Regions from separate parts of the Homo sapiens genome. Here region 2 is linked to region 1. A link is a contact called in ENCODE Hi-C or POLR2A ChIA-PET data. All regions are on one chromosome and are shown on one strand. The core of a region is the stretch at or near the end of the contact, and the rest is flanking DNA. Distances in the headings are between cores, read along the strand shown.

The links. A loop is a pair of places that touch in the nucleus more often than their neighbours do. ChIA-PET counts read pairs that join two places held with the same protein, here RNA polymerase II (POLR2A). Pooled maps may share reads with other maps.
Region 2: a loop to region 1 is called in a map of PC-9, with 6 times the contacts of the local background. The contact joins two enhancer-like sites. A Hi-C loop is called at or near these places in 14 of 168 maps with a recorded cell type or tissue (Calu3, HepG2, IMR-90 and 11 more), 1 of 37 single-sample maps with no recorded cell type and 11 of 50 pooled maps. POLR2A ChIA-PET finds 5 or more read pairs at or near these places in 7 of 52 experiments (A549, AG04449, MCF 10A and 4 more).

What each region holds. Positions count from the first base shown.
Region 1 is chr5:148,997,020-149,004,554 of GRCh38, reverse strand. SH3TC2 (SH3 domain and tetratricopeptide repeats 2) reads left to right here. Exons shown (of 17, transcript NM_024577.4): 17 at 1-7,535. Among named protein-coding and RNA genes, the nearest start is that of MIR584, 62 kb to the left of the region's middle. Within about 2 kb of position 1,599, at least 6 of the 41 ENCODE cell types and tissues checked have a DNase peak (open chromatin) inside an H3K27ac peak, as active enhancers do; they include PC-3, PC-9, gastrocnemius medialis and 1 more, where a contact is called at or near this core.
Region 2 is chr5:148,962,203-148,969,737 of GRCh38, reverse strand. No RefSeq gene overlaps it. Among named protein-coding and RNA genes, the nearest start is that of MIR584, 96 kb to the left of the region's middle. Within about 2 kb of position 3,782, at least 20 of the 41 ENCODE cell types and tissues checked have a DNase peak (open chromatin) inside an H3K27ac peak, as active enhancers do; they include PC-3, PC-9, gastrocnemius medialis and 1 more, where a contact is called at or near this core.

The DNA.
Region 1 (7,535 bases), core at 350-2,849:
TGCAGGCCACAGAAAGATTTGATGGTGCAGCGATGAGAATTCCTGGTTCCAGGCTTTGCATCTGGAGCCTTTACCGGTTGACTGTTGCCTTCCACACAAACAGCCTCTGAAAAGCACTTTCTCCATACATAATTCTGGAGAAGATGAGGGATCTTGCCCTCCAGGAGCCTTCCTTCCTCCCCCAATGAGGAAATCAGTCACTGCACTGGTGCAAAGGCAAGCAGATTGGAATTTGTGCTCTTCACCGATTTTCTCAGGGAAAGACCCCTTCCCCTTGCCAGCAGAGGAACCTGTAGTTTTTTCCATTTCTTTCTTCAGAACCAAAGTATGTATCACTCCTCATGCTCACAGGGATTGACAGGAGAGAATTCACCAGGATCTTAGCTCAAAAGACACAGCCTCAGAATGGCCAGATGGATTGCACGAAACCTGACTTGGATTCACCATCTTCCTCCTGCCATAAGGCTGTGCTCCCACATAACCTCCCAGAAGCTCCAGGGAAGCTTTCCAAGAGCAAAGGCTTGGAAATTGAATGTTAAGAAAATTATGACATAAATTACATGTAAATAGTGTATATGATTAAATATTGTCCAGTTACATTTACACACACATTTTGTCTCATCCACAATGGGGGCAGATGAGATGGAGGACTTGATGGATGGGAGAGAATACCAATACATGTCTTTTTTTTTTTTTTTTTTTTTTGAGACAGTTTCTCCTCTGTTGCCCAGGCTGGAGTTCAGTGGTACAGTCAGGGCTTCCTGCGACCTCAGACTCCGGGGCTCAAGTGATCCTCCAGTGTCAACCTCCTGAGTAGCTGGAACTACAGGCATGTGCCATACCCAACTACAAGGCATCTTATTGATTTCAGGGCAGCTGCTTTACAAAGCATCTCTATTAATAACATCACTGCATAGCACACTGAGTGGCCTAAAACACTTATAATCTCATGGTTTCTGAAGGGCAGGAATCCAAGCATGACTTAGCTGAGCCCACCAGCTTAGGGTGGTTCACAGGCTGCAATCAGCTGGGGCTGCAGTTATCTCAACTTCAACTAGAGAAGGATGGGCTTCCAAGCTCACCCACACAGCTGTTGTTAGGAGTCAGTTTTTTGCTAGCTGTTGGCCAGAGGCTTCCTGCAGCCACTTGCCACGTGGGCCTCTCCACAGGGCAGTCACAACATGGCACCATGCTTCACTAGAGGGAGCAAACAAGAGGAGCAAGAACCAGAGTGAGCAGGAGAAAAGGGAGTGACTCTTTCTATAACCTGATCACAGAAGTGACATCTCCTTAGTCTTGCCTATTCAATTCATAATAAATGAGTCACTAGGTCTAGCTCCCACAAGAGGGGAGTGTTTACCAACAGCTTGAATACCAGATGGTGAGGAATCATTGGGGATCATTTCAGAAGTGACCTACCACAGTATCTGAGTTCTTTGATAATGAAATTGGGAATTCTCTAATTTCAGCAAACTGAAAATATGGTCCACTAACCAGCAGCATCAGCATCACCTGTGAGATTGTTTGAAATGAAAATCTGTGGCCCCACCTATGATCTCTGAATCAGAATCTCTGGATCCCAGAACGCTGACTCGTCCAAGCTTTCCTGGTGATTTTAATGCACCCTAAAGTATGGGAAGCACCACTGCAGGGCAAGAGCCCTCAGATAGTGTGCATAACTATTACCTGGTGAGGTTGTGGAACATGAACTTCTTGGTTTCTATCTCTAATAATTCTGATTCAGTAGATCTGGGATGTATCCCAGGAACATGCATTTTTAGAAAGCAACTCAAGCAAGCCTGATGCAGGTGGTTCACCCTTGCTCCTTTTCTGTGAACCACAAGGATACCAGCCATAATTCCCTGCATCTGATGCCCATCAGCTTAGCTTTTATTATCAGACCATCTGCCCTTAATTTCTAGCTTCTTGGGCTGACCAGATGATTGGTTGTATGAAAGGGTGAGATGGGAGTGGTGAGTTGAGCCGCCATTGCATCTTCTAGTCATCAAGGTTGTCTACTAATTGGCACACATTTTCTCTTAGAGATGTGGTTGGTTGTCAAAAGGCTGTCTACTCTAGAGAGTATTCTCCAGGAAGGAGAAGCTTCCAGTTGTCTAATTAGTAAAGTTATCTAATCTACTACCATGGAGAATAGATGTGGTTTTGCCCCCACCACAAGCTGTAAAAGCCCCAAGCTGGGAGGGACGTTGCGGTTGAGGCTATTCAGTCTAATCTCCCGTGCATAGTCCTTTCAACAACATTCCTGGGAGACAGTCAGGGGCACACACATTCCAGAACAGTTACATATCGTGTATTTGAAGAAGGCTCACACAGCCCTGGAAACCATGCCACTGGCCATTCCCCATCTGACTCAGGTTACAGATCCCCTCCCTTTTCCCACTGACCACTCACTCTCCTCTGGCCAGATTTGTTTCTGTTTCTCTGAAAGAGCAGTTCCCACAACTGCATGAGGCTTTTGATATTGGCCGGTGGGTGAAGAGTACAGAGGGATGTTACTATACTTAATTTGATTCTTCCTCTCCCCAGCAGCCACATCTGTCCTTGGCTTCCATTGAGCTTTATAATCAGTTGAAACTTCTGTGTCTTCTGACTTGAACTTCTGTTTGGACAGATCTTTCTCAATTGCTGCAAATATGCACATGCATTTGCATATGCATACACATACACACACATACGTGAAGAGCGTTGTTTCTATCCATGTTACATCTCCTTGGAAATTTTAGCTAAAATTTCCCAATTCTGTGCACTTTGATTTACCTATAAATCTGATGAATTTACCCATAACCAGGTCAGTTATAAAAATGTTTAGCATGTTTCCAAAGACAAGGGTAAGACTATTTTTTTAAAATAAGAAAAACATTGTGCTATATAATTGCAATTACTACATTCTATATGTAAACCGCTTGCTAAAACTCTTTTAAAAAGTGTTTAAAATTTTCATTTTTGAAATGTGGGCCAGCTATTCCCTTTGGAAACATGTTGATGCTGTCTTTTTTTCATGATCCACAGAGAGTAAAGTGGTGATTGGATTTGGTCTCTACTTAAACATTTAAAAAAATAAGTGTATCATAGCCAAACATGATCTAGTTACCCTCTTTATTCTAATTGTTCCCTCAAATCTTATATGGGCTGTGTGACTGCTGGCTCCTTACATCTAATCTAAATAAAGAACAAGAAGGGCATTGCAACATTGTGGAAAACCCTGTAACATGTTTTCTCAGCTTTCAGGTATACTAGTTCCCTGTCCAACAGTATTAACATTCTGAAATCCAATATTGCTTTTGTCCTTTTCTTATTTGCTTTTCCATTATTTTAAGATGCCTTTATATTGTGCATGTGTATATATATGTATGTGTGTGTGTGTGTGTTCATTTTCTTCCTCTTTGTAAATATAATGCACCTCATTTGGCAGAAGTTTATTTGGGGAAGGGAATATGCAGGAATGGAGGGTGTTAGGATGAGGGATCAGGAAGCCTATCACTAAAGGGAACCTGTATTTTGGTCTTGATTTTGATATTAAATTGCAGTGCGACCTTGGGCAAGTCACTTAACCTCTACACATCTCAGATATTTGTCCTCTGATAAAAGAACCTCACCTCTGGGTTTTTCAGCAGTGCTATTTTTATACTGTATGAATAGGATGAGAAATAGTATTGGAGAGATGAAATAATATATTTTTATAGCTCAATTATATTATCTTCTTTTTACAGGTGAGTAAACTGAGGAACAGAAGGGTAACTTTCTCCCAGACACATTGGTAGTTAGTGGCAAAGACAGTGGTACTTGAGGCGGGGGTCTCATGACTCAAGGACTTAGTTGCACAAATGACAGGATTTCTGCTGTTCAGGGCTTCCTTCACAGTTGTGTGTGTATATGTACACGTGTGTGTATGTATGCATGCATTTATCACGATATGCACCAAAGAGCCTTTACAAAACATTTTCTAAATTGATTTACTTCTTTTACTCATATTAACTTATTTTTATAAGGGATGACTAGTCTATATAGAAGAAAAACTTGTATTGTTTTCCATAAACAGAATTATGTAAATAATGGCAAATACAATGAAAATAAAATAATGCATTAACTTCAAGCTAGGTCCTGTTGCTCATTGCAAGCACCCAGCCTAGGCCTTATCTGGCATTGTTTGAAAACAGAGAGATTAATAAGTGGCAGAGAGTGTAGATGACAGACTAGCAACAACCACTTTTTCCTTGCACACTCAGAGAAATGGAGTAAGCAGGGAAGAGGACTGAGCTCCTTCTGAGGAGGGTCAGTGTCATTCAATGCCAGGTTTGGGCACACATTTCAGGGAAGTGGGGATTCAGCTGGGTGACAGGAAAGGGGCAAATGATATATTATGTAATATGATTCAGTATCAGAAGCATTGTGATTGGTGTTAGTTACAGGATGTTACAGGCACTGCGGGGAAGGGATTTTACCCAGACAGGGTTACGGGCATCAGGAAGGGCTTTCTGGAGGACGTGATATCCAAACTGAGTTCTGAAAGGGACACTTACTTAATTCTAACTGCAGACCAGCAGGTTGGTATTGACAGACAGTGCATGTGTCAAGCAAAGGTCCAGAGGGTGGACAGGGGGTGATGTTTTCTGAGAACAGGTCACTCTGAGTGCAGTGAGGCTGGAGCAGATTCAGGGAAGCAAAGAGGGTTTGGATTCTACCTGGAGGTTGAGGGGAAGGTATAGAAGGATTATAAGCAGTTGAAAGAAACATGGTCAGATTTGTGCTTTGGAAAGATGATTCTAGAAGCAGCATGAGACTAGATTAGGGCAGCAGTGGAGAAGGTAGAAAACACATTAGGACTTGGCGATTGCAACACAACACTCCAGCCTTGATTCAGATATCAACAGTTTTCCCCACTAATGTTCTTCTGATCCCACATTGGATTTAGTTGCCATATTTCCCTATGCATCTCTGGTCTATGACGGTTTCTGCCTTTCCTTGTTTTTCATGACCTTGTCAGTTTTGGTCTCTTTTCCTCTTTTAATTGCTCCCATTGAGATGTGTGGACAAGCGGCAAAGAAGGAAGAAATTCAAGGGAATGGGCTCTGCACTCACTCAGGTGGCAGCTCAGGTGGGGGCAATGTAATGTGTTTTGGAGTTGGGCATACTTAGGTTAGAATCTGTTTCTTACTAGCTGTGTGACCTTCTGCAAATTAATTAACTTCCCTGAGCCCAGGGCTGTCAGAATTATATCAGACTTACTTATGTCATAGACAAGGAAATGGCTAAAAAGGAAATCCATCTTTGGAGGCATGTAAGCCTTGACATTGAGAAGTGCAGCCAAACCTGGAGGTGTGGCCAGGCACCCTGGTCCTGCATTCAGGGACACTTGGGTCTGAAGCTCTTTCTCCTTTTCATCACTGAGTGACCTGAGCAACTTACTTTACCTCTTTAAGCTTCAATTATTCCTCTGCTCAGACTTTTAATTGAGACGAGATGTATGGATGGCTTGGTATGAATGTCAATTGGTGGTAGCTGTCACAATGAAGCAGAACTGAGTAGATTCTTAATAAGCACATCTATTCCTGGGTCCCACACCGTTAAGCGGGAGGGTGTGTATGTTAGGGGTGCTCTTTGCTACTGGGCCTCTCACTTGGCGGTCTTCCCTCTTCGGTGGGACAGCATATATTTCCTGATATGTACCCCCTCACTCTCCCAACTCTGTCTGATTATTCCAGAACTCAGGGGACTTGAGGATGGAGGCTGCTGGAAGTGCTGGCTCTGGGAATGTGCACTTCGTTCACCCTCCTCTAAGGGGTGTCTTCTCCCCAGAGAAGCAGAGACAAGTGACTGCTTAGGGGGTGGGGATTCTCCCCAGCTGCCATGGTGCAGGATCAAGAATAACTTGCGTGGCCAGGACTGCACAGTGGGGCTGCTTGGCTTGGCTTCCCAGTACAGACTGCGAGGCAGGTGAGAGGGAAGGATGCTGTGCTTTCAAAACGATTTCAAAGGTGAGAACCCAGCTGCCACTTCTAGTGCTGCCTTTGACTCCTTATCCAGGGCATCACACTAGCTTGAGGGATGAGGCTCTTTGAGATGAACTTCCAGACAGGGTAGGTGAGAGGATGGTTGAAGTCACATGGCTAATGAGAAGACAGGCTAATCCATTGCTGTCCTTTTCTGTGAGAAATCCAAGAGTTCCAGTAGGGGGCAGTGATGTCTTCCTAAATAGTGTATCATTGGTAAAGAACGTATTTAATATTAATAGTTCTGAATCAGACTAGGGTAGTGGCTGTCAAATCCTTTTTTGTTGTTATGTTGTTGTTGTTGTGGCCCACAGTAAGAAATGCATTTTATGGTTTATCCTCGTGTGCATATGTTTGTGCATATGCAACAACATAGAGAAATGCACTCATACATTCTGTTTTGTTCTATTCATTTTTAAAAACATTCTATTCTAGTTAAAAAATATCAAATTTATGACTCACCAAATGAATTTCTCACTCATTAACCTGTAGTTTGAAAAGTGCTGACCTGGAGGGTGGTCTCTAAAAAAGTGCAGGAGGGCTCCAGCCTTTGTTCTTTTCTATGTATTATTTGATGGATATCTTACTTCTTTTTGAGACCAGAGAGTGTGTACATCTCAAAATAAAAATAACAGTTGAGGTTAATGTGTTTTATGCATTAAGTCTCATGCAAAACCTTTGTGATGACTCTCATGTAATCACACAACATTTTGGTGTAGTTACTATTATTTTTATCTCCACTGAGGTTTAGAGAATTGATGTGGCTTGTCTAAGTCCACAGTTAGTGGTGATCGAGGTGAAATTTGAAGTCATGTCCTCTGATGCTGGAGCTAGGAAATGAAACCATTATATTATATTGTGTTTCTGTCAGGTGACACATCTCTGAGAGAAATGCTATCACTAATATGATCATGAATAGAAGCATTAGATTAAAACTTGTTTCATCAGCCTGAAATACTGGGCTGAAATCAACACAATCATTCTGGTGTAATTGAATCAATCAAAATTGGTTACTTTAGAACAGGATTGGAGAGAACTGACTTTCCAGGAGGTCTTGAAAAAGAAATACTGGTGTTATTGTTGACCACAGTCAGGTAACTTAGCCTAGAAAAAAAGAGAGACTGCATTTCCCAAATGGAAAATAGAAGGAGGAACAGAAAGCTTTGACCTATAGTAGTGATTGGTCAAAACAAATTATAAGATCAGTAAGTTATGTTTTGAAGAAGATTCCAGGTTGGGAGTGAGGTGAATGAGGGAAACTTGCAAGAGACTCCAGAGCCAATCGTAGAAGACTATGGACATCTGAGGAAGGGAAGCAGCCAGGTGGAGTTTCGTGGGTCTCACCCATCATAGTACCCGTAGCTCCAATGGTGGTAGCAGAAGGAAGATCATGAACATGAGAGAATAGCCTACTTTTGACATCATGGAAAAAGCTATTAGGAACATCCTTCTCATCCAAATATGTGTTGCAAAACAAATAGCCTGGGAAGAGCCCATGTTCATGTACAGATGCTTTGTTTCTTA
Region 2 (7,535 bases), core at 2,533-5,032, 37 kb after region 1:
AGCTCATGTTAGGATTGGCTGCCTTAGCGGGAGGGAGCTAGAGGAGTCCAGGCTGAAGATGAGCGTTGTTGAGCTATGATATTGATACTCCCATCTAACATCAGAATAGAGATGGAAATAAGCTCAGAGACAATGCTGTAGCTCTGCCCCCGTCAGGCCAGCTGATGTCCTTCAGGGCAGGGTGGCATTGACTTGCTAGACAGCAGCTGACTGACTTTCCATTGGCCCTCCCTTTTCTGCACAATTGATTTTGAACTTAGGATATGCCTCAGGCTAAGCAAACATGGCTTCAGACCCCAGATATTTGCAGCAGCCCTTTAATAGGGCCATAGTTGGAAATGTGAAGCAAGAGACTGTCCCCCTATTTGGCACGCATTTTTAGAGTTTTTGAGGTTTGGCATGAGCATCCAAGGAGGCTCCTCCTGACCTAGTGGAATATTAAGACAAAATATTAGGTCTCTGAGGCTGTGTTGCCTTTATTTTCTCTCCTGACCTAAGAGTGTGTGTGAAGCTAAACTGCCAGAACCCAACACTTCACTCAGTCTAATGAACCTGGAGGGGGACACTACTTAGGTTACTGGAATAGGGAATGTATTCCCTATTCCAATCAAAAAAGACCCCCTCCGTTGGGACTCAGAAAAAGACTTTCCTTCCCTTATGATATTGTAATAGGGAAGTGAATACATTCCCTATACCAATATCCTAAAGGAGGATATTGGAATCCTAAGGGAGGATGAGGGAAGGAGAGTCTTTTTCTGAGTCCCAGTGGAGGGAGCCTTTTTCTGAGCCAGGTTTGGTCCAATATATTTACTGTTGGACTCTCAGTGGCATGGGCCATCCACATGATGAATAAAATCTCTTAAAGTTCTCCAAGCAAATGGCCTCTGCATTCAGGGTAACTTAGGCGACATGATTACAAAGGGGAAGGAGTCTCAGTTAGTGGCAATTGCTTCAACAGGTGTGCTCTAGAGGGGATCTAGCTCCATGCAGGAGCATGAGTTGTAAATGAAGGCACTCATGTTTATGGAGGCCCTTTTTTTGTGTCCCAAAGTATGCTAAGGCCGTGGTGTGGAGCATTTCTGTCTGTCCTCTGAGCAACACTGTGGCAGGTGCAGGATAGTAGATCTCTGTTGTTTATGCTCCCAGGCAGCCATTCTCACCTCCCCACAGCCCCTGGCTTTCCTTTGGGAGCCTCACCCTTAGTGTTTATGGTTTTGTTGGCATGGTAAACCAAGATGTTTTCCCCTCCCATTATGATGCCTGAAACTTTCTTCAAACCTCCCTGGGGAGACAAGGGAAAAGATTGGAATCTTTTGCCCAGGACTTGGAATCCTGAACCTATGTGTGAGAGCTGATGAAATGCTCAGGATGAATTGATTACAGCCCTGGTTCGTGGGCCAGTTTGCTGCAACTTCTGCTGCCTGCTTTGAGTTTGTTTTACACCTTATCTTCCTTATTGCGAGTTGTCCCATGTCCTCTAGTAAATTTCCTTTTAGGTAGAGTCCTTGAGTGGTCTCAAGTTCAGGTCTATCTGACTCAAAGCTGGTGAACTTAACCATTATGCAATATTGGAGCCTCTCTGCTTTCTCCCGGGCCTGAGGTTCTAAGAGGCTCTGATTCTGAGAGTCTGAGAATGCACAGCTCTAAAATGATATGATTAATTACTTTTCTATTCTTTTAGAGCTGGTCAGTGTTCACAACTGCAAATCTCCTTCCCGAATGAGCTGTCACTGCCTGAACTGTCAGCTGAGGGTGTGCGAGGGCTTTTAGACTTTGAGCTCAGCTGACAGAACACAACTCTCCCTGCAGGCTCCGTATTGTTTGGCCACTGCTAGCCTAGTCTGCTCACTTGTCCATAAGACTCATTGGGACTTACCAACCCCTAGGAGGTATCTACAAACCACATGGGAGAAATATGAATTTGAACAATGAAGTGAAGAAAACAGGAGCTTGGGCACTGCTTTAAGAGGTTTTGCCCTGTTGGCAATCCTCTGGAGATGCCCCCAAGGGTCTATGCACTAAGCAAGTGATGAGCAGGCCCTCATGACACCTCTGAGAAATGCTTCATTGTCTAAATTCAGAAGGAAAGATTAGAAATTTCCCCCCATATCACCACTGGGAAAATGGAAACAGACATTCATACTTAAGCATATAAAAAGTAATACTTCCTTGATGTTATTCTTCTATTCAACAAAGTAGATAACTTAAATTGTGGGAACAGACACACCTAATGTGAGACTCAATAAGTTACTTTTCATTATAAACAAAAATTTAGCCCAATACTTTCCAAATTGCCCTATGCCAAAAATATTGCTTACCTCAAGTTTATCCTATGGGCTTCTTCAGTAAGGGAGCTTGCCTTGCTCCATCTGCTCCTGGTCACAGTGGCTAACACAGAAATTTTAATTTTTTAGTGGTGGAATAAGTTTTTCAAACAATAGTTTCATGCAGGACTATGGTATACAAAACAGATCCGATGGAGCTGTTCTGCTGAAGTCACCTCTGATATGCAGCATCCCCCTTAACCCTCCTACCTGGGTCCCTGAAAAACCTGAAAAAAATCACAAGACTTGAGGAGCCATTAGAAAACTGCTGGCTCAGCACCCAATTTGAACAGAATAGGATTCAGTGGACATGGGGTGAACATCATTTGTGGTAGGAAGTTTGCATTGTTTTTTTCTCTCTCTCTTTCTTTCTCTCATCCCTCCCTTTCTCCACCCCCAATATATAGCTGAGGGAATCAAAAGAGTGGTTTTCAGTGATCTTCAGAGATGAGGTGAGAGGGAATCTTTGCGACCCAAATAGGTGGCACCTAGGTTGATGTCTTCACTAGCAAGTTATGGATGTGGGTGTAGGGCCCTTGGTAAGATGAGCAGACATCAAACTAGCTCCTTAAAAAAGGGGAGGCCTTGCACAGGATGGGCTGGAGCCTGATGCTGGTGGTCTCGGTGGAGCTGAGGGTCTGAAGGTGGAGCATGTCCAGAGACATCAGAAAAGGCAGGTCAGTGCAACCTTTGAAGTGGAGGACCTAGGCAAATAGGGCAGAAGGCAGGAAGGTATAGAGCTGAACCAAGTGAGAGAGAAGCTCAAGGCAAATACTGAGGATGCTGTAGATTTACAGGAACTGGAGGGAGAGGCAAAGAAGTCAGTGAACAGGTGAGAACACAGGCTGAAATACAGCCAAGGACAGAATGTCCCAAGCTGAGCTGTCTGCAGCCCGGGGCCTTTCAGTGGCGCCTGGGCTTCCGCAGGGCAGCGTTGGACACAGCTTAAGGGCCTTTGTACCAGGAGGAAATCTGGTTGAGAGTCCTTCTGCTTTGTGTCTGTCCTGTTTGTCATGCTTCTGGGGTTTTTTGGATCTCTCTAAAGAATATACTCATTATTGGAAGATTTGAATTTATGCTTGGGGCTGGGGAAGCCAGAAACCAATCCATTTGATGTCTGTGTGGTTTCATGGCTTGTTAAGTCCCTTTCATATGATCTCATTGCTTCTCTGAAGTATGTCAGGAGGGTCCGTATGATGAATATTACATGGCATCTGATGTCACAGGGCACTGATTATGCCAACACTGCTTATAGAAAGCAGAAGACTAGTGAGGCAGGGAGAGAATTACGGTCCAGACTTGGAGTAGCTGTGCACGTGCAGCTCATTGCAGTCATGCATGCGAATGGTCTCCCACATGCCCGGCCACTGGGCAGGACGGCGGCAGTTATGCATTCCATTAGCAATAGGTCAGACTGGCGTTGGGCTAAGTTTCCTGGATCATGCCACTCAAATGTGTCATGTGTACTCCGTTGTCATAGCACATTGCTCAGGAAGGGTGATCTGGGCCAGAGGACACACACTGGCTGCCGCTAAACTGTGCTGGCCCCCAGATTTTTTTTTTCAATTAGGTCTGCACCAGGTTTAAAATTTTGAATGCGTGCCAATATTTAAAAATGAGAAGATGCCCTTAATATTTGCATTTCTGGTTTTCCTAAAATACTGGAGGGTCTTATTACATTGGTTTTTGCAACTGCCTCCTTTCCATGAGTCATATGTTCTCCACATGTCACAGTCCCCACCCAGCCTGCTTTACTTCTTTACCTCTCCAGCCCCATGGGCACTAGAGTTTGAGTCCCTTGGCTTAGGTTGTTGTCTTACGTAACTTGTCATGTAGAACCAGGGTTGGCAAACTGCTGTCCGTGGGCCAAATGTGGCCCTCCACCTGTTTCTATAAATAAAGTTTTATGGCCGGGCATGGTGGCTCATGCCTGTAATCCCAGCACTTTGGGAGGCCGAGGCGGGTGGATCACGAGGTCAGGAGTTCGAGACTAGCCTGACCATCATGGTGAAACCCCATCTCTACTAAAAATACAAAAATCAGGGAGCGGTTGAGAAGTGGGGTGACAAACAGGGGAAAGTGGGAAGGGAGCATGCCTGTAGTCCCAGCTACTCGGGAGGCTGAGGCAGGAGAATCGCTTGAACCCGGGAGATGGAGGTTGCAGTGAGCTGAGATCATGCCACTGCACTCCGGCCTGGGTGACAGAGTGAGACTCCTTCTCAAAAGTAAAAAGTGAAAAATTAAAAAAATAAAGTTTTACTGGAATGCAGCCACACTCATTTGTTGACACATTGTCATTGCCTATACTACCCAGAGTAGAGTAGTTGTGGCAGGGGCCATATTGCCTGAAAATTCTACAGTATTTATTATGTGGCCCTTTAGAGAAAATGTTTGCCGAGCTCAGATCTAGACTATGGGCAGAGGGCTGACTTTTCACTACAGAATGGCCCACAAGGTATTTTCTAAATAAAGGTTTTCTGCTTTCAGAGGAATCCTTTTTTTTTTTTTTTTGAGACAGAGTCTGGCTCTTTCGCCCAGGCCAGACTGCAGTGGCACTATCTCGGCTCACTGCAAGCTCTGCCTCCCGGGTTCACACCCTTCTCCTGCCTCAGCCTCCCAAGTAGCTGGGACTACAGGCGCCCGCCACAGCACCCAGCTAATTTTTTGTATTTTTAGTAGAGACGGGGTTTCACCGTGTTAGCCAGGATGGTCTCGATCTCCTGACCTTGTGATCCGCCCGCCTCGGCCTCCCAAAGTGCTGGGATTACAGGCGTGAGCCACTGCACCTGGCCAGAGGAATCCTATCACTGTTCTTAAACTAATTTCATTACTTTCCCTCCAGGCTTTATTTATAATCCACCAAAATGAGAGGGGAAGTTGGTGGTCTATTGTTTTCCAGGCCTGGGTTATTATGAGGCCATACAACGTCAGTTTTAGTGTCAGGGCAGTCGGTTTCCTTTTATTTTTCCCTTGCCTGCCATATCCATGGGGAAAGAACAGGACAACCTAGAATTATTGGCATCCTGCATTTCTATTTTTGTTTGTTTGAGACGGAGTCTTTCTCTGTCACCCAGGCTGGAGTGCAATGGTGCGATCTCGGCTCATTGCAACCTCCACCTCCCAGGTTCAAGCAATTCTCCTACCTCAGCCTCCCAAGTAACTGGGATTACAGGTGCATGCCGCCACGCCCAGCTAATTTTTGTGTATTTTAGTAGAGATGGGGCATCCTGCATTTCTATAGACTCTACCTCTAACCCACAGGGAGAAGCATTGCTATTGATATGATTATTTCTGAGAACAATGTCTTACATAGGTACAGTGGAAGTGGTTAACTCTTTCACAGTGTTCCTGCACTTTTCCCCACATTTCCTTCTCAAGACTATCTTGCAAGGCTTGCTGATTGCCTATTCAACTACTCTTCTTCCTCCCATCTTCTTTGCTGTGGAGCCCAGCTCTATATTGTGACAGAAATGCCAGGATATTGCTTTGCTAGCCTTCTACAGGGCCTGGAGGTGGTCACATGACCCTGTTCTGGCTAATGACAGAAAAAGGAAGTCTTCAGAGAGGCTTCTAGGAAATAGTTTCTCTTTCATAAGACAGCAATAGTGCAAGAGAGATTCCCTATTCCTTACTTTCTGTTTCTAGATGTAGCTTTGTGACATTTGGATGTGATACTTGGCTTTGTGGTAATGGGATGTGATATTTGGAGCTGTGGCAGCCATCTTGGGCCAGGATGGGAAATGACTTGTGGAAGACAGTCAAAGGGAGGGTGAGAGATAAGAAGATCCTGAGCTCCTGGGACATCCCTGAGCCTGGAACCATCTCCATTTGGACGATTCTCATTATACTAATGAGAAACTAATACTAATAAAAACTTTCTGTTAAAACCACTTAGGATCAGATATTCCGTTACTTTGCAGCCAAAAGCATCTTAATTCAAACAGTTGGGTACTATAACCTCTAGTTTACATAATTTTTAAACATTTAGCAAAAATGCATATAGTTCTTACTGTGTGTTAGGTACTGTCCTGAGGGCATTCTGTGTATTAACTCATTTAGTTTTCATAATGATACTATGAGACAGGTATTATTATGCCCATTTTACAGAAGAGGAAGCTAACGCCCAGTATGCTAAATACTGTATGAAGTCACACACCTGGTAAGAGACAGAGCTAGGGTTTCATCCTAGGTTGTCTGGCTTCAGAGGCTACAGGCTTAATTGTTATCCTGTGCTCCCTCTCTAGTAGATAGGAAATGGTTTGCCCCAGGTCACATGACACAGGTATTCTTCCAGCACCTGGTGCCACCCTTCACCTGGAGCAGACACTGGAACAGTCTGTAGACCCACCCATCCATCTCCTCACCAGTGTGCTCTCCACTGCTGTCTTTCTTCATCATCCTTAAGCTCGTTATAGTCCTGGATTTTAGTGGGTGCTAAAGCCAAGGACTAGATTTGAAGCCTCTTTTCTGCCCACCTGCTGCTCTTTCTTCCTCCCTCCTAGCTGCAGACATCAAACTGTTGCTGGCCAGGTAAGCACAGGAGGAGGATACAGGAGGGCAGGTCCCTTGTGCTGTGCATCCCACTGAGGGGATATTGTGTGGTGGCGGTGTGCACTGGGTTTGGAGTCAGATGAAGTTAAGTTCTGCAACTTCTAGCTGTGTTAACATAGGAAAATCCCTTCTCCTCTCTGAACCTCAGTGTCCTCTTCTGTACAATGGGATAATAATGACCTAACCAATAATGTTCTTTGAATGTTAGATGAGGCATACCATATAAAATGTTTAACGAAGAATCTGACACCCAGAAATCACCCAGTAAGTGAAAGATACTGTTACGAGTGGTATTACTTTTTCAATTCTCATTACCACTATGTTTGAAGTCGTTTGTGAGCTAAAATGTCTGGAGACCGCCTGCTCTGTATGAAGTGGAGGAAATCTTGGGGCATCTAGGAGGGAGGGAGAGGTGCTGATCTAGGAGTCAGAATAGCAGGATCTTAGCTCAGCTGTGAGATCTCAGTGGCTGTAAAGGGTGTGTGTTGCCTGAGATGATCCCCAAGTGCCTTTCCCAGCTGGAACAGACCACATTGTGATATGCACCAAACAGATGGCCTGCATTCTCTGTAGGAGCCTGCACAGCCCAGGTGCAGCTACCATCATTGAGGGCCCTGATTCGGTTGTTTCTCCAAAATTGGCCAAAGCTGCTAGCAGGTT